2 separate regions of the Homo sapiens genome follow, and region 2 is linked to region 1. Evidence: chromatin loops called from intact Hi-C (ENCODE). Cell type or tissue: psoas muscle. All regions are shown on one strand. Links, peaks and the distances in the headings refer to the core of each region. The heading gives the core; the rest is flanking DNA.

Evidence for each region. A loop is a pair of places that touch in the nucleus more often than their neighbours do. Peaks named below come from ENCODE experiments on the same cell type or tissue, not always from the same donor. Only the 100,000 strongest peaks of a DNase experiment are listed, where the experiment ranks them.
Region 2: a loop joins it to region 1, with 3 times the contacts of the local background. A loop is called at or near these places in 22 of 110 quality-filtered maps.

The regions. Positions count from the first base shown.
Region 1 is chr10:101,605,813-101,616,429 of GRCh38, forward strand. It overlaps DPCD (deleted in primary ciliary dyskinesia homolog (mouse)), which reads left to right. Exons shown (of 6, transcript NM_015448.3): 5 at 3,023-3,125; 6 at 3,555-3,850. The coding sequence ends at 3,659. It overlaps FBXW4 (F-box and WD repeat domain containing 4), which reads right to left. Exons shown (of 9, transcript NM_022039.4): 7 at 6,525-6,665; 8 at 5,816-5,957; 9 at 4,854-5,598. The coding sequence ends at 5,479. Among named protein-coding and RNA genes, the nearest start is that of MIR3158-2, 9.6 kb to the left of the region's middle. RefSeq lists enhancers at 2,391-3,106, 5,564-6,064, 7,222-7,755, 7,756-8,289. In psoas muscle, for the core only: no CTCF peak of the experiment used is centred there; no DNase peak of the experiment used is centred there.
Region 2 is chr10:101,762,309-101,772,925 of GRCh38, forward strand. FGF8 (fibroblast growth factor 8) reads right to left here. Exons shown (of 6, transcript NM_033163.5): 5 at 9,155-9,261; 6 at 7,801-8,311. The coding sequence ends at 8,021. LOC105378458 (a long non-coding RNA gene) reads right to left here and starts at 4,722. Exons shown (of 4, transcript XR_946255.3): 1 at 4,618-4,722; 2 at 4,270-4,394. LOC105378457 (a long non-coding RNA gene) reads left to right here and starts at 4,828. Exons shown (of 3, transcript XR_946253.3): 1 at 4,828-4,964; 2 at 8,249-8,317; 3 at 9,189-9,268. RefSeq lists enhancers at 4,680-5,361, 5,128-6,328, 7,825-8,602. In psoas muscle, for the core only: no CTCF peak of the experiment used is centred there; no DNase peak of the experiment used is centred there; H3K27me3 peaks cover 1,916 bases.

The sequences.
Region 1 (10,617 bases), core at 2,618-10,617:
GAGGTGTCAGGAGATTTGGGGAATTCTCACTTTAATACGGGCTTCTCTGTTTACCAGCTTTGTGAGTTGGGCAAGATATCTAACTTTTCTGGGCCTCAGTTTCCTTTTGTTTAAAAGTGGATAATAGAAGTAACCAACCTGAGAGAGTTGTTTTGACAATTAAATGTGTTTAGAACCTGGCACAGAATAAGCTCTTAAAATGTCATCTTTCATTGTATGGCTGAAATAGAACATTGAAGGGAGGTGGGAATGGGGGAGAGCGGGGCATCTGCAGGAAGCCAGGGAACTATCCTGCTGTAAGGGTTCATCTTTTAGCAGAAACAAAACAAGGTCTGATCAGCAGGGATATGGCCTTGTTCCTTTTTTTGAGATTGAGTCTGGCTCTGTTGCCCAGGCTGGAGTGCAGTGGCACGATCTTGGCTCACTGCAACCTCCGCCCCCTGGGTTCAAGTGACTCTCCTGCCTCAGCCTCCCAAGTAGCTAGGACTACAGGTGCTGCTACCACGCCTGGCTAAGTTTTGTGCTTTTAGTAGAGACAGGGTTTCACCATGTTGGCCAGGCTGGTCTTGAACTCCTGGCCTCAAGTGATCTGCCTACCTCGGCCTCCCAAAATGCTGGGATTACAGAAGTGAGCCACTGCATCTGGAGGCCTTGTTTCTTCTTCATCCTTTTCTTTTAATTTTTTGTAGAGACAGGGTCTCGCTATGTTGCCCAGGCTGGTCTTGAACTCCTGGCCTCAAGTGATCCTCCCACCTCAGCCTCCCAAAGTGCTGGGATTACAGGCATGAGTCACCAGGCCCGCCCTCTTCTTCATCCTTAAATCCCCAGCTCACAGCTCAAGGTCTGGGACACAGTTGATGCCCAATAAATGTTTGCTGCCTACCTACAGCTGCCTGAGGCTGAACGTTATGACCCTTCCAGAAGCACAGTGGGTCTCTCTCTTGTCCAGGTGCTGGTGAGAAAGTCAAGTACAGTACCTATCATGGAAAAACCCTATGTCTGGGGGAATGGGTGTGAGAAGGGGGTGGGCTTCCCCAGGAGGAGAAAAGGCAGATGCTCCCTACTCCCTTGAGCCTATCGGGAGCTTCTAAGAAGTTGGTTAACCTCGACCAATAAACTAAATCTATTACAAGAGACTCAAAACCAAGCTGAGCCTCCACCTGCTCTGCCTCCATTCCTCTTGCCTGGTGGTAGGAGTAGTTCAAGGAAAGCAGGTGCAAGCTATGCACCTAAAGTTCCCTCTGATCCTGTCCTTGCTGTTGTGGCCAAGCCCTGGGATTCATTTTCCGGTCCCACTGCCCCAGCCTGGGGGAATGGTTCTGCTGGGCTGCTTCCCTCCTGGTTCTGCTTTTTGTGTATATTTGCAGGGAAGATGTTAACACTTCCTAACAAGTCTTTGTGTTCATCTAATCTCTGCTGTTTAACCTTTGACTCTCCCCTATTATCAGTGTCTGCCACCTTTGCTGGCCAGACCAAAGGCCCCAGGAAGAGCCCTCAGCCTGAGCTGGCTAGGAAGAGGATGAGGCAGGCATTCCATCCCCGGTTTGCAGGCAGATGGATCGCCTTTCCCTGGGGCAGAGCTTTGGAAAATAAAGCAACTTGCAATGCCATTAGGATCCCCCAGCCCCCACTCCTTTTGAACTGTCAGCCTTTAAGTAAACATTCTTTTCCTGCCATGGGTCCCAGTACCTTGGTGGGGAGTGGGGAACCTGGGAGGAGAGGGGCCCCGAGAGCCTCTGTTGAACGGAGGGATTTGGGCAGGGAGGACGGGGGCAGAAGTGCTGCATTGATGTCAACTCTCTGAGTCCCCAGGGCATAGGGGCTTTTGAAGTGGACTCAGGGTAGCTGTCACCACAAGGACCAGGCCCCTCTGAAGTACTAAAAGCCCCATCCTCCCCAGGCCTCTCACTTGAGTTTGTTTGTACCTGCCTGAGGTGTTTCCCTTCACAGCCCATACAACCTCTGCAGCAGAAAGTGATGCCTTGCCCAAGTGACAGGTCTAGCAGCCCCTGGCCAGAGCCTAAGCCACATTTCCACCAAGGAAAATGCCAAATTGGTGTACTGTTAGAGATGAGGAGGCCATTCATTGTGCTTTGGTGTAGTAAGGATCAGACCAAGGACAAGGAATCTTACTCTAATCTTGACTCCCATCCCTACCGACAACTGGCCGTGAAACAAGGCAAGATATTTCATCTCTCTGAGCCCGAGTTCCCTTTTAGGTAAGGGGGGTCAAATTTCCTGCAAAGTCTAGTTATACACATTACAGACTGGGTGTTGCCATCTGTTCTATTTTTTTTTTTAATTAAAAGGCATCATTAATCGCTGAACCGGCACCTGCAGATGATAAGGACCATGTGTGATATGTAAAAATGGAGGAGTAGGGACTTGGGGCCAGCCAAGTAGTCCAGAGGTCCAGCTTCCGTGATGAGTAACATGGTTCGTCCTCTCAAAGAGATTTCTCCTAGTAGATATACTTTTCCCTCTGGCCTACAAGGCCAGGCTAACAAGGCCTTGAAAGGCCCCAAAAGAGGAAGAGGTAGTTGAGGCCTTCAGTGGACCTCCCATGTAAATGGTAACAGTAGGGCCCCAGCTTTGGGAGACAGATCTGAATGTCCTTACTCTGTCCTTTGTTAGAACACGTCCCATTTTTCTGGTGTCTCCATGAGGCTTTGGGGGTAGAGGAGTCCCAAGCTGCTTGAGCTATTTGTGTGTTCCAGGCTTCTTCTGCCTGTCTTTGGGAGACCCAGCTCTGAGATGTGAGTCACTACAACCCCTGGTCTAATCACAGAATTATAACTAGGTTCTGCTCTTCTGCCACTGGACTGGACATAAGGCTTGCATTCTATGCTTTCCAGGGCCACTGAGCTCTGAAATACTGGTGTTCTAACTGGTTTCCCTTCTCCCTCTCTGCGTGTGTGGAAGGTGTGGAAGAACTAGGTAGAAGCTAGGCAGCAGAGGGCCTGACGCCTGGCTGTTGGGTCACCTTGCCGAGTGCCCCAATGGCCTCTCGGTGTCCCCACAGGTACTACAAGAAGTTCTCCATTCCTGATCTAGATAGACACCAGCTACCTCTGGATGACGCCTTGCTGAGCTTTGCCCACGCCAACTGCACCCTGATCATCTCTGTAAGATTCACCCAGACTTCTTGGACACTGCATCAGGGAGAGTCTTCCTCTTTCCCTGCCCACTTCCCATCCCATAAGAGTCCTCAGTTCTAGCCCCAAGCCCTAGGGTATGCTTGTGGGAGAATAGGCATCTCTAATTCAGCATGGGGGAGAGCAGGGAGGGGGCTCAGGAAGGAGCCTGACCATATAATTCACAGCTAGAAGAGGGTAGAGGGTGAAAGGGAAGCGGTGGAAATTGCTGAACTTGGGTTCTTCTGGTCCAAGGTCTGCTCCTACTCAGGCACATGACCTTGAGCAAATCATTCAATCCTACAGGCCTCAATTTTCTCGTGCAAATAAGGGGATCAGAAGGAGAAGGGGCCCCAAGTGTGTGTGGAAGGAGATGGGACAGTGACTGAATTATTTTCTTATTCCTGGCTGCATCCACAGTACCAGAAGCCAAAGGAGGTTGTGGTGGCCGAGTCTGAGCTACAGAAGGAACTAAAGAAGGTGAAGACAGCCCACAGCAACGATGGGGACTGCAAGACCCAGTAGTTGGCCCCTGAGCCTTATACCTCCACCACAGGGGGTGCCGTGAGACTTCAAGGCTTGGCCCTTCTTGACCACGGCAGCCTCCTGTCTTCTAGGAGCTATCAAGGGTCTCTAAGAACTGGGCATGGGGCACTCCTAGCCAGTGAGTCATGGTCATATTTCCTGAGTAAAGTCATTCTGAGTTACTTACTGCACAGGGACTGCCCTCTTGTTCCCCTCTGTATGCTGCCTGGCCCCAGACCCCACTGGCCTCCCTCGGGAGGGTGTGATGACATTCCTTTCTCTATCCCGGAGACCTACAACATAAAGCTTTCCACAAAAAGGGAGAATAGGGTGGGAGCACATGGCCCTAGCAGGGCAGGGCTGGCCTTTCCCTGCAACCTGTTTACACAAACTCAGAGGAAGACCAGGCTGGAGGGACCCTGTGCTACCGTAGCTTGCAGAAGTGGCTCAGAGGAAACTCCTGAAGATGTGTGGGCAAGGGAAAAGTTTTAAAAATGCAGAAACCGGCCAGGCGCAGTGGCTCACGTCTTAATCCCAGCACTTTGGGAGGACGAGACGGGCGGCTCACCTGAGGTCAATAGTTCAAGACCAGCCTGGCCAACATGGTGAAACCCTGTCTCTACTAAAAACACAAAAATTAGCCGGCCATGGTGGCGCATGCCTGTAATTCCAGCTACTCGGGAGGCTGAGGCAGGAGAATCGCTTCAACCTGGGAGGCGGAGGTTGCAGTGAGCCAAGATCATGCCACTGCACTCTAGCTTGGGCAACAGAGCAAGACTCCGTCTCAAAACAAAACAAAACAAAAAAACAAAAACAAAAAACAAAACAGAAACCTTGGAAGTAGAACACAGGATGTTAAGGCATTGTGGGTAAAAAGCCAGAATCAGGGTCATAATTTTGCCAAGGGTGTGTGTTGGGGTAGGGGTCACCACAGGCAACAACTGAGCTTCCAGCAGCCTGTACCCTTTCCACAGTCCCCTCTCCAAACCCACAGGTGACCCTCCATACCCCAAAGGGTAAGGGATAGGTCATCAATGGGAACTCTTCCTGAAAAAAAGAAACCTTTGTTCTTTGGGACACAGAGCCATGAGGCTGGTCTTGTCGTTTCAGCAGCACATACAACCCTGAGCTTGGGTCTGCTGTTCCCTTCTCCTGGAGCCTGCTAGGACTACTCAGCCAGTGAGGAACCAGATCTGTGAACAATCAAGCTTTATTTTTACAAAAATGAAAATTGTAGCATGTCTCAACAGCCAGCCTGAGGTAGGGCTGGCTCAGAACTCACTCAGAACTGCTGGGTTCCCTTTGCTCTTTCTTGGTTTCAAAGCAAAACCAGGCCACAGTGCCCCAGGAATGAACCCCCAGCCCCGAGAGGTTGGTCAAGGGTGAGGTCTGGCTGGTGCCAGGAGGCTATTGGCAGCCTCACCTTTCCTTCCAGGAAGGGGCAGAAAGGAACCATCTGGGAAGGTGGGAGCACCTCACCTCACTCTGTAGGCTGTCATGGCTCTAATAAGGGGTATAGGATGGGCCTCTCCAGGCCAGATCCTTGCTCTGGCCAAACAGGGACGCAAGGCCCGGGTTCAGCCGCACTCTAAAGCAGCAGGTCCTGCCTCTCCAACAGGTTCCTGGGAGGGACTGCATCTCTGGTAAGCTCCAAAGTCCCAGGAGTCAGAAGCCTCTAGTGCAAGGTGCCTGAGCACTGGGGTCACAGGCCCAGGAGCACAGTGGGGCAGTGAGGAGGAGCTATCACTGCACCCTCCAGGCAAGAGAAGTCCCTGAGTAGCTGGTTTCCCTGGCCCAGAGGCAGGGGTGGCCCTGACGGTCATGGGTTTTGAAAATCCAGGACGTGGAGGTTGTAAGACAGGGCAGCATAGAGATGCTTGGTGGTGAGACGCAGGCAGTACACAGGGCTGCTGAGGGGAGTCGACGTCAGCGGGAAGGCCTGGAAGGGAGGGCACAGGAAGTGGTAAGAGCTTTCCAAGTGGGACATGGGTGTGCCCTAACCCAGGATCCCCAGGCCCAGGGGAAGAGGGACGTGTGCCATTGTAGGCTTCTTCCAACCCTTTCTAGGCACGTCCTTGGCTACCTCACCCTCTCCCAAATGCAGCCCATAATCATGAGTCCTGGCATGCTGGAGAAGAGGTGGGCAGGACACTTACGTGCAGGCAGGCCCTTTGACGCCGGTCCCACAGCCGTACAACACCGTAGTAGGAGGAACCTGTGGCCAGCAGGTGGTTGCCATCTGTCTGCAGGCAGTACAGGGTGCTGTCGTGGGGCTCCTCCCACTCCATGACACATTTCCTGTCCAGGAAGAGGAGAAGCAGAGGGAGGTTTAGGGTACCCTCCACCTCTACCCCAGCTTTCTTGGGCCTAGAGTGGCTGAGGGGAGCGTTAAGGAGCCATTCCGGGATGGAAGAGAAAGAAGCCTAAATCATCAGATTCATCAAAAACCGAACTTCATGGGAGAAAGCATCTTCTGTAGAGGGCTCTCGCCATGGCCCAGACGACACAGCAGATTATGCCTGCACTTCTGTTTTCACATGGCCAGCTACTTGTCACTGGACTCAAGAAAGGTTGAAGTAACACAGGCCTCAAGAAAGGCTGGGAGAGAATATTGAGTGACAGTACCCTGACGGCTCCAGAGGCTCTGGGAAACGCCTGCCTTTGCCAAGGCCTGTTGGCTATAGCCAAGCCACTGGGACCAGGGCTGCCCAAATGTAGGAAGTCTAGTGACCTTGCAGGCCTCTTCCTTCCCAGCCCTGACATGGAGTCTCTGTGCCCTCTCCCATGGGCCAACCCAGGACTGGAGGAAGGACCAGGATTGGTGCAGGGCCCCCACCACCTGTCCTCCCTGCCCAGCACACTCACCGGACGCTGGTGCGGAGGTCCCAGTAGCGAACATAGGTGTCATAGCCACAGGACAGCAGTGTGAAAGGGGACTCATACATGACATCCAGCACCCCAGCCCCTGGGGGAAAGTCACTGCCCAAGTGTGTCATCAGCTGCCCACTGGGAAGGGAAGGACGGAGTGAGAGGCTGCTCCACGTGGGTCATACACATTCGTTCCACCTTCAGAAGGCATCAGACCTTGGGGAAATGTTCTCTTTCCTCAGCTAGAATGAGACTCAAGGAAGGGGGCTCAGGGAGGAGATGCCCAATTCCTACCCACCTCACCCCTGCCATGAGGCCTCTGCAACCAGTCCCAGGCCCCACCCCTCCCCCAGCATCCCAGCCCTCAGCAGCCCCTCCATCACACCTGCGTGCCGGCTGCCACCCACCCAGCCACTCCTCCTCAGGACAATGAATGGGGGGGCTTGCTGAAGGGGTCGGCCCCCCTCACATTCACATGCACATGCACACACACACACACACTTGGTTACTTTATACATCTTGATCCTGCAGGTCATGCAGTTCTGAGCTGCCTGAGTCCAATGCCTTAATTCCTGCCTGTAATCTGGGGCTCAAACCTCATTGGGGATAAAGACCACACAAAGGGAGAAGGGGAGTCCCAGGAGATGTTAAAACAAGTAAACACCTTTGTGTCTGGGGAGAAAAATCGCTGAGAAAGCAGCTTAGCGAGCTGTCCCTGGTGTTCCTGGTCTAGCTGGCCCCCAGCCCGGGGCTAGCACGCCTCCGTGATCACAGCCCCCAGCCTGTGGGGCTCCAGCCTGCTCCCCCCACCCTCACCCCACCCGGGGGCCGAGAGCAGATTACTGAGAACAATTTCTTTGTGACTGTGTAATTCCCTCCGTGACCGCGGCAGTGGGCAGACCCTTTGCCCTGATGCCAGACCCCTAGCAACTATGTAGGGGGGCCTCCTGTCCCTAGCAACTACCCCTCAACATCAAGTGCACCCGCTAATCCCTGCAGCCAGGGGATGGGTGCAAGTATGGAGTTTCCACAGAATGACTGGGGGAAATGAAGGAAAAGGGGCGCCCTCCAGGCCTGATGCCTTAGCTTCCTTTACCCGTGAGACGCTGGGCTTTCCCCATGCCATGACAGGAGAAACAAGGCCGTGGACACTTCACAGGGATGTCCAGGTAAGAGGCCCTGGCATGGAGTGAGGGGACTTCATGGCTCACCAGCCCTTTTGGCCCAAGTAGCATGTCAGCAAAGGGCTTGAGGCAGACAAGGCAGCCAGCCACATGTCTGAATGCAGATGTCAGCTCTCGTCCTTCCACCTCACTGAGACCCTGACCCACAACCTCCCTTCTCCCCAACAGAGCTGCCATCTTCCCGAAGGCCGAAGGAATCAAAGGAGGAGACTGGGGGTTCCTTTCTGCCCCTTCCACCTTTCCCCTTTGAGCCCTGGGCAGTGGGCCCTGGCCAGGAGCACTGCTGCTGCCAGGGGGGAATTAATCCCCAAGGCAGCACCCCTGCTACCAGCCTCCTCAGGGAAGTTCTGGTCTTCCTCTCAGTAGCCCAGAGCTGGGCCTGCGGGGAGAAGATGGCAAGCCTCTGTCTGTTGGGGGGCTCCTGAGAGGGATCAGGCAGAAGGCCTTCTCCCCAGATCAGCATCCCTTAGAGACTGCTAACCTTGGCTCCCAGAGAAGCCCTGCCTTCCCAGATGGGCCACCAGCCAAGATTCAGCCACCCTGGGCAGGCCAGAGCCCTGTAGGGGAGTCATTCTCTCTCTTTCACAGGTATACTGGGTGCATGCTGGGTAGGGGCTGTTTGGCTCCACAGTTCTCCTCCCTCTTCCAGATTTGGGGGCCCTGCCCCCTCCATTAGTGAGGCCTTAAGGAATGATTGAGGAGCTCTCCCCTTTAATCTATAGAAGTAATTTCATGTTTGTTTGAAATAGAAGATGAAAGGCAGTGGGGGTTGGGAGGACTGAAGCCCAGCATGGCTCTACCTGCCCACCCTGGTCCCTGGGTTCAGAGGGAAGGAGAGCTGGGCACTCATGGGGCTGCACAGGGACAGCAGTATAAAAGGCCCACCCAGACTGGGCTGCCAAGCTGGGCCCCTACCCCAGCATTCATGCCACCACTGGAAAATGTCATGGCCGTAAGTATCTGCAGTCAGAAATACAGGACAGCCCAAGGGGTCCCTGCCCTCGGGGGGAGAGCCAAGGGCCCAGTGAGCACCAGGCCCTGGAGGCCAGCACAAGTCCTGAGAGCCCCTGCTCTGCCCGCACAGCCTGGCAGGGGCTGAGAAGTTTCTTTCTGCTGTGCTGTTCTCTGGTTCTCTAAAATGGCCACACACACTTTAAATGGGCCAATGAAAAGATACAATTTCTTTTGCCCCTGGGCCCAGGACCCTCAAGGCTCTGTTGTGTGGTGCCCGTGAGGTTAAGTTCAGAGCATAAACTGACACGCCAGGCTCTGGGAAAAGGCCCATCTCTTCTAATAGCAACCCAGCAGTGCCACAGGAGCCCTGCTGGGGCTTTGATTTGGGAAAACAAACAGAAATGGCACCGTGGGCCCTTCTCGGCCCCCACCCCAAGACCTATTTAACTAGAAAACTCTAGCTCAACTGCTCTGGTAGAGGGAGAGATTGGCCCGACAATAGCCCCAAACTTTGGGGGAAAAGGGGACAAAACAAGCTGTCTGTCTCCTCATCCCCTCCTCCTGGGCTCTTTTCTTACTGCAAGTGTGTTCTTATAAAAACGATTAGATTGCAATTTGTATAACGTGGTGACCCCCCAAATTCAGACATTTCACCCCTTTTCTCTGGAAAGAATGTTAAGAATGCTTCTCGGCCTCTCACTGTGGGGGGCGAGAGGGGGGTGCAGAGCCTTGGCTGTTGCACAGCTTGTGTGGGAACAGGGCTGCTGCTCAGAGCCCCAGGCCAAGACGGGAGCAAGGGCCAGCCTGTCACTATAGAGGGCCAGACAAAAAGTCCATTCCCTTCCAACTCCCGTGGACAAAGCCCAGGCCTCCAGGATCCACTAAGGGCTGGGGGCCTCCACACCCTAGCCTCCGCCGAGTCAAGTCCAGCAATTCTCTCTCCACCCAGGGAAACATAAAGACAGATGGGGCCATCTGTGTGAGCCTGATGAATGAGACACAGGCTGAGGAGGGGCAACCTGGGGGAGACCTGTTTCCTTGGCTCTGACCGTGTGCAGGCTGCTCCTGGGAACCCCACTACCTGGACAAGAAGAAGCAAGCAGAGTGCGGCCACACCCCTGAGAGGTCAGGGCCCCCTGGCCCAAACCATCCTGCTGCCCAGGTGACTCTACTGCAGCTGGAGGGAGAGAACTTCCTGCCAGTCAGAGAGGAGGGACATTTACATGAAATGCTGACACCCATCACCATCTTTGTGGGGGCAGCTAACTGATGGTAGGGGCTGGCCCTAAAAACCTGGATAGCCCGCCAGGGACAGGCCCTGAGTGCTAAGCTGGACTGGGCACAGGGGGCAGTCCCTGGCACCCTACCCCTGCCCACCAAGTCTGCAGAGCTAGGAAGCCTGGTGCCCTGCTGCACTTCTCCCAGCCTCCCCAACAGCCGCCTGTACTAGAGCACTCCTGAGTCACCACCTCCTCCACCTCCCAACCCACAGCTCAGCATGTCCGTGGCTCCCACACCATTTTTCAGTCATTTTTAACATACTGAATTCCTGATGCTGTTCTCTGGAGACCCTATGCTCCAGAGACCTATGCTCTGGAGACCCAGATGCTCATTCCTGCATCTGTTTGAGTCTGTGCCTACCTGTGCACCTGTCTGCCATGTGCTACCTTGAAATGCAACAATGGCTTTTGGAGAGAGAGAGAGGAGGGAAGGGTGACAAAAGAGTTGACCACCTTCCATCTCTGCTGCCTAGGGGACAGATGGCTTGAAGGTATAAGCTGGGCCCAACATGGCTGCAAAGAGAATGGGAGGTTTTTCCTCCCTTCTATCTCCTTCCTTCAGTCGAGCATCTTCTGTATACAAAGCATTGTGCTTAATGGAAACTACAGGGAGATGTAAGCTGTGACTTGATCAAGAAGACTTTGTCCCTGCCTTCAAGGAGTATTCAATCC
Region 2 (10,617 bases), core at 1,108-9,107, 150 kb after region 1:
ATCCCTTCTCAGGAACCCCCTCTGCCACTCAGCTCAGGAGCCCCCACCCCCAGCACCCCAGGGAAGATAAGACCTGCCTTAAGGGAAGTGGCTGGAACTTGAGCCCAAGGTAGAGAAGTCAGCCCAAACCCTCAGAAGCCTAAGCCCCAGCGTCCTGCTGACCTGGCCTGTTCTATCAGAACTGAGATCAGGCAGCTCCTACATGGTGTATTACCCAGGATGAATGTTTTATGAGTTTGCTCTTCATTACCAAGGGCTCCTTGCAGAGGGCGGGAGGGGGAGGGTATAGAAAAAGCCCAGGGAGAGACTGGGCAGGGAGATGGGTTGGAAGAGCATGGGGTGGCCCAGGTGTCTTTATGATGGGACAGGGGGCAGTTCTTTGTGAAGAAATATTCTGCAGGACTTGGTGATATTTGTCATATTGAGATGATTGAATGTCAGAAGCTAGAAACAGGGAAGAGTCCAAGAAGGTGGTTTTGGAATCTGGGTTTTCGGGGGGCTGCATGTATGGGGGCAGAGGGACAGCTGGAATTGGGTGTTGGCCCAGGCCACCCCTACCCTCTGAAGTCACCGACCAGTCCTCTAGGAAGTTGGCCTGGGTCTCAGGACCACAGTGCTGTGGCTGCTGCAGGCTTTGCTATTCTGCCACTCTCGGGTCCCAAGCCAGGCATCTTCCGGACCTATGGGGTCAAGGGAATGCGAGGCAGCACACTGGCCAGAGCTCTATTCAGGCTTCTCTGTGCTCCCTGAATGCCATGCCCAGGCCTGGGCCCTTGTTCTGAGCACCTCCAGCCAGGCCCTTACCTACAGCCCATCTGAGTCTTCATGACTGGGGGACCTGGCCATATCTCCAAATGCCAATGGTGGGGACCTTGGTCAGCAGGGCAGAATGCTGACTGTCCTCCCCCAGTACCCACTGCTCCATACACGGCCAGGGAAGGAATGGCAGGAAACGCTCCCCAAACCCACCCAGGGGCTGCAGCCAGTTCCACTATTGCCAAGAGAGGGGCTAGGGAGGGAGCTAGACCGCAGAGGGAGCCGGAGCCTCGCTCAGGGCCTGCCAGCAGGGAGGGGGTGGGTTTTGCATGAGGGGTCAGCTCTGGGGCCTGCCCAGATGGACAGTTACTTCTTGAGGGTCAGCAAGAGATCCAGATGGGGAAGGGGGCAACCAAAGGGACCTATTGGCACAACCCTCCACGGCAACATGGGACTTGGGGATCCCCCTGGAGTTCCTGCCAGCTCCCCATCTGTCTTGCTACCACTTACTCCTCCTCTCTCCTCTGCTCTCTCTGGCTCTTAATTCCCCTTCACTCTCTCCTGTGAAGTCCTCTGGTTGCTACGGAAACCTGATGGCGATGAAGAAAGCAGAATTTGGGGAGGTTCTGAGATGTCCAGACCAATAGGCCCTGCCTAGATGTCTGCCTGTCCAGGTTTTGGAGACATTTGTTGCAGCTTGAGAAAATGATGGGGGGCCTGTGCCAGACAGCCTTGGACCTTTTTCAGTAAGCAGTGCATGTCGGATGGGCGAAGAGAAGTCACCCATCCCAGGACCATCCTCAGGTCTCCCTGCCCTTCAGACATTTCCTAACGCCTGACCCATGGCCTGGATACAGAGGACTCCCAGCCTGCCTTCTCCGCAGCTGCCTCAGAACCTGCTCTATGTGGATTGCTTGCACAAATGCTTGCTGAACACCCACCATGTGCTGGGCACCATTATAGGCACTGGGCTTTCATCAATGAGCGATTCAAACAAAGTTCCTGCTCTCCTGGGAGGTAAGGGTAGAGTAGACCAAAAGCAAGTAAATAAAAAAACAGGATAAGATCAGACAGTGATAAGTGTAACGTAGAAAATAAAGCACAGGCCGGGCACAGTGGCTCACGCCTGTAATCCCAGCACTTTGGGAGGCCGAGGCAGGTGGATCACCTGAGGTCAGGAGTTTGAGACCAGCCTGGCCAATATGGTGAAACCTCATCTCTACTAAAAATACAAAAAAAAAAAAAATTAGCCAAACGTGGTGGCACCTGCCTGTAGTCCCAGCACTTTGGGAGGCTGAGGCGGGCGGATCATTTGCGATCTGGAATTCGAGACCAGCCTGACCAACATGGTGAGATTCTGTCTCTAATAAAAGTACAAAAAAAACCCAAAAAATTAGCCGGGTATGGTGGCGCCTGCCTGTAGTCCCAGCACTTTGGGAGGCTGAGGCGGGCAGATCATTTGAAGTCTGGAATTTGAGACCAGCCTGACCAACATGGTGAACTTCTGTCTCTAATAAAAGTACAAAAAAAAATTAGCCGGGTGGGGTGGCGCCTGCCTGTAGTCCTAGCTACTCAGGAGGCTGAGGCACGAGAAACGCTTGAACCCGGGAGGCGGAGGTTGCAGTGAGCCAAGATCATGTCACTGCACTCCAACCTGGGCGACAAAGCAAGATTCCATCCCCCCGCCCCTCAAAAAAAGGCAGACAGTGAGAGCGGAGAGACCCACATCACGCAGTCGGCCAGCCAGTGATTTGGAGGAAAGACATTCCAAGTGGCAAGAACAGCAAGTGCAAAGGCTCTGAGGCTCCCTGGGCTTGTTAGAGAAGCTGGAGGAAGTGTGTCCAGGGAGCAGCAGGCAAGAGGGAGGGCGGGAAGGAGTGGAGTTCCACAGGCAGAGCATGCAGAGGCTTGTGCTGGCCTGAAAATGAGTTTGAATTCAAGTGTAGGTATGGTGGGAGTAACACAATCAGATTTGCGTCTTGAAAATTCTGGCTTCTGAGTGCAGAATGGATTGTAGGGGGATAAGACAGGAACCAGGAAGAGCAATTGAGGTTGGGGGTGGGTACTGCCATAAACCAGACAAGAACTGATGATGGCTTGGAGCAGGGTGGTAGCAGTAGATAGGTAGATAGGGTGGGTGGTGGATGGATTGGACTGGAGAGATGTTCTGGAGGGCAAGCCAGCAGGAACTGCTGATGAGAGGCAAGGGTGATGCTCCCAGGTTAAACCAGCCCCGTTTTTTGGCCACCTCCTCTCAGCCCTGGGGTTGAGTGGGGGGTAAGGAGTAGGGAGGCAGGATGACATGAAACTTTTCCCTAGCCCCAGGTAAAGCTCCGGACTCAGAATCCTTCTGTCCTTCCCCTAGGTCATCAGGCCACAGCACTCTCTGCTTTTCCCCCTGCCTACCTCGTGGGCCACACAGTCTCAGTCTTCTTTACCAGTTCTCCCTCTTCACCTGTCCTCTAAATTTTTGGAGCACACTGAGGCTTGGCCGGCTCCTCTTCTCCATCTCTGCTCACTCCCTAAGGAATCCATCCTGTCTCCTGGCTTTGAAAATCATCTGTGTGCTGAACACTCCCGGATTGCTATCTTCACACTAGACTTCTCCCCTGAATTCCAGACTCACACACAACTGCCTACTCATCTCCTCTTGAATACGTATGTAGTCAGCTCAGATGTAACATGTGCAAAACCAAACTCCTACCCTTCCCCTCCAAATCTGCCCATCCTGGAATCTCCCCCATCTCAGTGAATGACACCTCCATCTTTTTCGTTGCTCAAGCCGGAAACCATGGAAACTCCTAGACTCCTCTCTTTCCGCACAAGCCACATCCAAATCCATCAGCAAATCCTGCCATCTCTACTTGCGAAAAATGTCCAAAACCCCACTCTCTCCTGACCATCTTCCATTCACTACTATCTCTCACCTGATTATTGCGGTAACCTCATAACTGGTCTCCCTTGCCCTGCTACCTTCTAGTCTCAACACAGCAGCCAAAGCAACCTTGGGAAAACTTAATTCAGATCATGTCACTCTACTGTTGAAAACCCTCAGTGAAATTAGCTATGTGTGTAATCCCATGCCTGTAATCCCAGCTACTTGGGAGGCTGAGGCAAGAGAATCGCGTGAACCCAGGAGGCAGAGGTTGCAGTGAGCCGAGATCGCACCATTCCACTCCAGCCCGGGTGACAGAGGGGGACTCTGTTTAAAAAAAAAAAAAAAATTCCTCAGTGGTTTGCGGTCTCATCCAGAGTCAAGCTTAAGTCTTTTCAATGGCCCCACAGGATCTGCCCTTTGCCAAAAGGTCTCTGCACCCCTTCTGTCTCTGTGACCTCACCTCAGTTTCTGTCATTCTCTACTACCCCCAACCCCCAACTGCACACCCCCTAGATCCTCCCTTAGCTGTGCCGCGGCCGTGGTGGCCTCCTTCCTGTCCCCCTAATGCAGTGTGCCTTTGCAGTGGCTGCTCCCTCCACCTGGATCGTCCTCCCCCAGGTATGGGAATGTCTTACCCTGATGGAGTGTGCTCAGACCCGAAGTTATCCACAAGGTCTTCCTGATCACCTTGTTTAAAATCGCCACCACCCTTCACACTCATCCTCTTCTCTGGAATATTGAGATGGCTGGATGTCAGAGTCTAGAAACGGAAGAATCCAAGAAGGTGTTTTTTGAATCTGGGTTGGTCTATGTGGCGGTTGTCACTGACTGATGTGTCCTCCCCCACTAGAATATGGGCTCCAGAGTAACAGGCATTTTTGTGTCTTATTTTCTGCTCTGTCCCCTCACCCAGGACAGAGCCTGGCACATCATAGGCACTCAGTCAACATTTACTGAATGAATGAATGGAATTAGGGAAAGACCTGCAGCCTGCAGGAGGCAGCCTGGATCTGGGAGGGGAGACCCAATTTCTAGGACAGCACCAGCTTTACCCTAGCCATGGGTCGTCTGGGCTGCAGTTGTCATCTGTGGAGGGTGGGGAACTCCTGAGGCCCTTTGTAGCAGCAACATTCTAGAATGATGCTTGACCCTGGCCTCACCTGCTTCCATTTGGCTGAGGGAGGAAGGGAGGGGTAGAGGCGGGACCTGGTGCTGTGGAAAGAGAGAACTCTTGCTCATTCTTTCTAGTCAAGACCCAAGTGGACTCTTTGCTGGCTTTGAAAGGAAAGGCATTTCTGGTTTGTACTTGGCAGGACTCTGAGAGCCCTAGGTGAGGAAGGAATGAGCCAGAGGGTGCAGCCCCAGCTGCTGAGTGGGCACAAGTAGACGCCTGGCCACTGGGCCTGGGTTCCTCCTCATGGAGACCGTCCTTCTGGGGCGTCATGGGGAGGAGGCAGGAGGAGAATTGAAGTGAGGACTGGGGAGAGGGAAGGCTGGAGAGGGCCTAGTGTGTGGGTCGGCTGGGCTCACACGCAGGCCCTCAGTGGGTGTGCACGGTCAAGCCTTGAAGCAGCCCTCAGCCCGCCCCTAGGCCCTCGCAGCCAGCACCAACTCTGGGACGGAGTGGCAGGGGGCCTTTTGGCTGAGAGAAGCCCAGTCCTCCTCCATTTTCTGGGCCTTGCAACAGCTCCCTGCTTGTTTTCCCCGAAATAAATGGGCTGAGCATATTGGGCCGGCAATAACCCCTTGAAATCAGTTGTTATCACAGTTAACAACCAGTTTGGCTTCAGTTCAGGCTGTTAACTATCAAACCACTAAGTGCCGGTAATGATTGATTCTTGGCCAGTTGCAGCTTGAGTGGGCTGTAAAACCCCGTTAGTGAGGGCTCTGTGGAGGCAGCGGCTCAAAGATAAACAAGTTGATGGGTGCTCTAGCCTGGCCTAGCCCCAGTGCTCTGGGCGCAGCTCCCATGGGTCCCTGGCCTGGGGTCCTACTGGGAGTCAACCTCTTCCCAAAGCTGCAGGCAACCTCAAGGACCAGGTCCCACCCTTCTGTCCCCCTCCACCTCACCTTTCCCTATTCAGGTGTCTCTTTCTAGAAGGCAGGTCTGGCTCTCTGGAGAGCTCCCTTCTTCTTCCAAGATGTAAACATGGCACAATCCCATTGCCACCACCCTGGAGGACTCAGGCCTCCCCAACCTGGGGGCATGAGGATTAGCTTTAGCCAGTGACCAGCCTCGGCCCAGCCTGGCCCCACGTTGTGGCCAGGATCACAGGCAGAGAGCCTGACATTCCACCCCCTGCCCCAGACTCCCTCCTACTCAGTGCCTTCCCCCAGGAATTGCTCTCAAACAAATGAAATGTGGGTAATTACTGGGCTAGGGGCTGGACAGGAGACCGTGCAGATGAAAGCGTTTCCTGGACGGTCCCTTCATTTGCATGGCATCAGAAGCTGCTCAGAAGGTGTGACTTTTCCCACAGTGAGACCCCAGCTCCTTGCACAATAAAGCCAGGCTGCTTACCCAGAATTAATTAAAGGGGGAAGGGAGCAGAGGAGGAGGCGCTAAGAGCTGGGGGAACTGGAAGAGAGACATCTAGGGCCCCTTCGCTACATCCAGTGTCTACGCACCAGCAGAAACCCACTCTCTCCAGAGCCCCTCACCGCCTGTGGCAGGCCACGAGAGGTGGCTGGACAGGCCAGCCTTTACTGCCGGGCTTCCCACTAAGCCTCGAAATTCCTGATCTGCCGGGGTGGGCTAAACCTGGGACTTGGGCCTGAAACTGTGGGAGGAAGCCTTGGGTTGCTCCCTACCCCAGGAGATGCCAATGGACAGAGTCCTAGAGGAGCGAGGTTTCTAGACTGGCTCAGTAGCTGGGCTGTGGGACCAGCCCAGGGCATCCACAAGGAAGGAAGCAGGAGCAGCCCTAATGGGAGGCCTCAGCGATGAAGCCTGGGCCAGCTCTGCACTCAGGAAACTGCCGTGGGGCCTGGGCTCTCCCTCGGTGTGGCAGGACACCAGTCTCACCAGTCCACACGCAAACACACACCTGCACCCTTGCCCATTCCCTTCTCTGCCCACACCATGACCTGCTCCACCACTCCCACAGCAGCCCTCCCTCCCTCCACATACGGCCTCCTGCTTCTCCCCAAGGCTATGACTGCCTTTAGTTCTGCGCTAGGCCTATGAGCTTCCCTTCTGGTGCCATCCGGTGCCCAGCTCCTCTCCCGCCAGGCCCATCCTCCGAGGTGGGCAGCCTCTTCCTGGAAGACAGTTCCCCAGGCTCCTCACCGCACCTCAGCTCAGTGCTTTCTGCCCACAGCTATCTCACCATATCACCCAAGGTTAACACTTGTCCCACATCACCATTGTCAACACCAGTCTTGGTGGTCCCCCTCCAATATGCCCCCACCTTGGACCCTGGCAGCTGCTCTTTTCTTTCATTTTCTGGAGCCTGAGTCTCAGAAAGAGCAAGTTCTGGAATCTCCAACCTGTCTCCCACATGGACCTAGGCACTCAGAGAAGCACTTTTTAAGAGGATTAAATCCATGATTACAGCTCTAGCCCTAGCACATCCATTATTTCTGGCCCTGAGGTGGCCTGGGGAAGTGTTAGCAATGACCTCTGTAAAGTGCTAGGAGGTACACATCTGAGAGCTCCAAGGACTAGCTAAGAGCCTCTTCTTGCCCCTTTCCCTGCTTCTGTCCTTGCAGGAAAACCCCTCAAGTGACAGTGATGGGGATGGTTGACAGGCAGGTGTCTTTAGGCTGGAGGGAGGCTGTGGTCAGAGCTGGCACCTGGTCATCTGCGTCTCCCAGCCGCCCACCAGCTGGGGCAAGGTTGGAGGGAGGGGCTGACCCCGGCAGGACTCACTCTCCAGCACACATTTTTAATATGCAAGTTAAATAAATATTTCAATCATTTAATAGCCACCAGTCTGATACCCACTTCTAAGAGGACTGCCCTATGTCACAGTCCTTTCCTCCCTGCCCCACCTGGGGGTGCAGTGGAGTCCCTGGCTGCCCAGCCAACTGGCCCTGGAGGTACTGGGGCCTCAGCAGCACAGGCTAGAGAAAGCCCCCCACCCCCGCAAACCCCCAGCCGGAATCCCAGTCTAGGCCACTAATGGAGCTTTCTGAGAGTTAAGAAGACAGACACCACAGCCAAGTGGAATACAAAAATAGAGCCTCTCTTTTGTTTTAAAAAAAAAAAAAAAAAAAAAAACAGCAAAAACCCAACAGCAAACAATATCAACAACCGGAACCCAGGGCTCCCCCAGCACCTCCCCAGCCTGCAGAGCAGCGCACAGCTCATCTTGCTTGAGTTTTGGGTGCCCTACAGGATGAGCCTCTCTGCGGTCTGGCATTGTGGGGAGGGCCAGGCAGCACCTATCGGGGCTCGGGGGCCCAAGTCCTCTGGCTGCCGCGCAGGCTGCGCGTGAAGGGCGGGTAGTTGAGGAACTCGAAGCGCAGGCTCTGCTCGGTGGTGTGGTGGCCCCGGGGCAGCCGCTTCATGAAGTGGACCTCACGCTGGTGCTGCCGCGTCTTGGAGCCCTTGCGGGGCCGGCCCTTGCGGGTGAAGGCCATGTACCAGCCCTCGTACTTGGCATTCTGCAGCGCTGTGTAGTTGTTCTCCAGCACAATCTCCGTGAAGACGCAGTCCTTGCCTTTGCCGTTGCTCTGCAGGTAGGGGAGCCAGACACCACGTTACAGAGCCCCCCCAGCAGAGGCAGAGGGCGAGCGGCCCCAGACAGCAGGTGGGCACCCCAGCAGATGGCGAGGTGGGCAGGAGCCGCAGCCCCACCCCCTGCCTGGGCACCCGCTCTCTAATCCCTCACAACTCGCAGCCCACCCGGCAACTTCCTGTCCTCCCAGGCAGCAGTGACACATGGTTGTCTACGGAGGGGCTGGGCCCCAACGCAGAAAGACAGAGAGAGGGGCCCAGAGCCTGGCCTGCTCTGGCCTCCTGCCCACCAGTCTGGCCACCCGTCTCCCCACCTGCCCCTCTCACCCCCCCAGGACTTCGGTTCCCTGGCCCCAGGGCAGCCACCCTATGGGGGAGGGGAGGCCTGGGAGAAGATGCTAAGACCCCAGCCCCAGAAGCCCAGGAAGTGGGGAGCTCGAGGCTGGAGAGGAGCCGTGACTAATGGAGCCATTTCAGAGCTCGGCCGAGGGGCTGGGCCTGCGGCTTACTGAACATTCCAAATGCTGGTACCATGTAATTGGACATAATAGCAAAGCAATTTGGCGATTTGTTAAAAAGATATATGGAATTTACCAACCACCACCCCCCAGCCCCTTCCCTAGCCTTCATTCTTCCTCCTTCGCCTTTTATAGTTTTCATCTCTCAAACAGCTTCCTTCTCCCTCACTCCTGCACCCAATCGTGAGGTAACCCCAAGATGGCCCTGTGGCCTTCTGCCTACCTTGTTGGGATCAGAGCCCAGGACTGTCTTGGAGGAGTCCAGCCAGCCCAAGCCACTCCCTAGGTCCCGCGGACCCCACCTGCCTGCTGGGGCCTCACCTTGGCGATCAGCTTCCCCTTCTTGTTCATGCAGATGTAGAGGCCCGTCTCGGCTCCTCGGACTCGAACTCTGCTTCCAAAGGTGTCCGTCTCCACGATGAGCTTTGCTGTCAGAGAAGGTAGCAGGATGGCTATTGGCAGATCCCTGACCCCAGCTGGCCCACACACTTGTCACAGCCCAGCAGCAACTGCTCCAAAGACCAGGAACCCAAAACATGGACTCCAGCTCCAGCCCAGCTACTAACATGCTGTGCAACCCAGAGAAAGGGCTTTTCTGGACCTCGGGCCCCACCCCTGGGTTTACAGAGGGCAGTGGACGGGATTATGGTTTTCAAACTGGGTTCTCAAGAGAGGTCTTGGGACTATCAAATTGAAAAGGCTGAAGTGCCATTCCTTCCACCCTCTTTTTAAACCAGACAGTGATGTCTCTTAGATTGAGGATCTAAGTAAAATTTAATTGAATCAGAGTTCCATAGCTAATCAAAAGATCTCCGAGGATCCTTCCAACTCCAAATATTATGTGTGCGTGTCTCACAGGTCATTACAAACACTTGGGTGAAGGGGTGACCTCCAGTCCCAAGGCCAAAGATGAAAGCATTGTCTCCTGTTTCTGCCACTTTGGGTTCTAACTCACAGCTTTGGCCACCCCCAGCCCCTCAACATCACCAGGCTCTGCTCTGCTGAGAAGGTGCTAGGGATGGGGACAGCTCTCCCTAAACACACAGCCCAAAGCAGGCTGCTTTCCCAGAACCTCAGACACCTGCCAGGAGGATCCTGCCTCTTCCCTGTGGCTTCCCAGTCACCAGGGTCCCCAGCCCAGTGTCTAGAAATCAACAACTCAATTGTCTTTTCTCTTTCAGCCTCATCACAGCTGGGCTTCTCAGCCCAGTGACCAAATAGCTTCTGTGGGTGAGGAGGAGGGAGAATCCTGCCTGCTGGCCTCTTAGACTGGAGGCCAGGAGGCAGGGCTGAATTCTATGCCTCCTTTCCCATTCCCCTCCCCTTAGACAGCCAACTTGCCACAGAAGCCTGTCCTGTTCACCTCTCTGTGCAATCATCTCTTATAGGCTGTCCTCAAGAAAGTAGTGAGGGTGACTTCACTGTTTAGGAAGGGACAGAAGGCGCTGGCTCTCCTGCCGTCCCTGCCGCAGAGCCCAGCCTCTCCCCTCCCTGAGAAAGCAGTTCTTGGACTTAGCCTGCATTGACATATGGCACCTCCTCTGTCCCTGAAACCCATGGCAGGGGTTTGGGGCATCGAGGTCAGCAAGTCAGTCATCACTGCTCAGCTTGTAATGTTCCCCGCTTCACACAGGCTCAGTGCTGGGACCAGTGGCCAAGCCCCCGGTTTGGCCCCAAGTCAGCAGGGAAATGCAGCTGTCACCTCCCTGCCTGCCCACCTCCTCCTGGACCTAGCCAGTCTGCTCATCCCTCTCCCGCTCTGCCTTCCACAGCAAGAGGCAGCT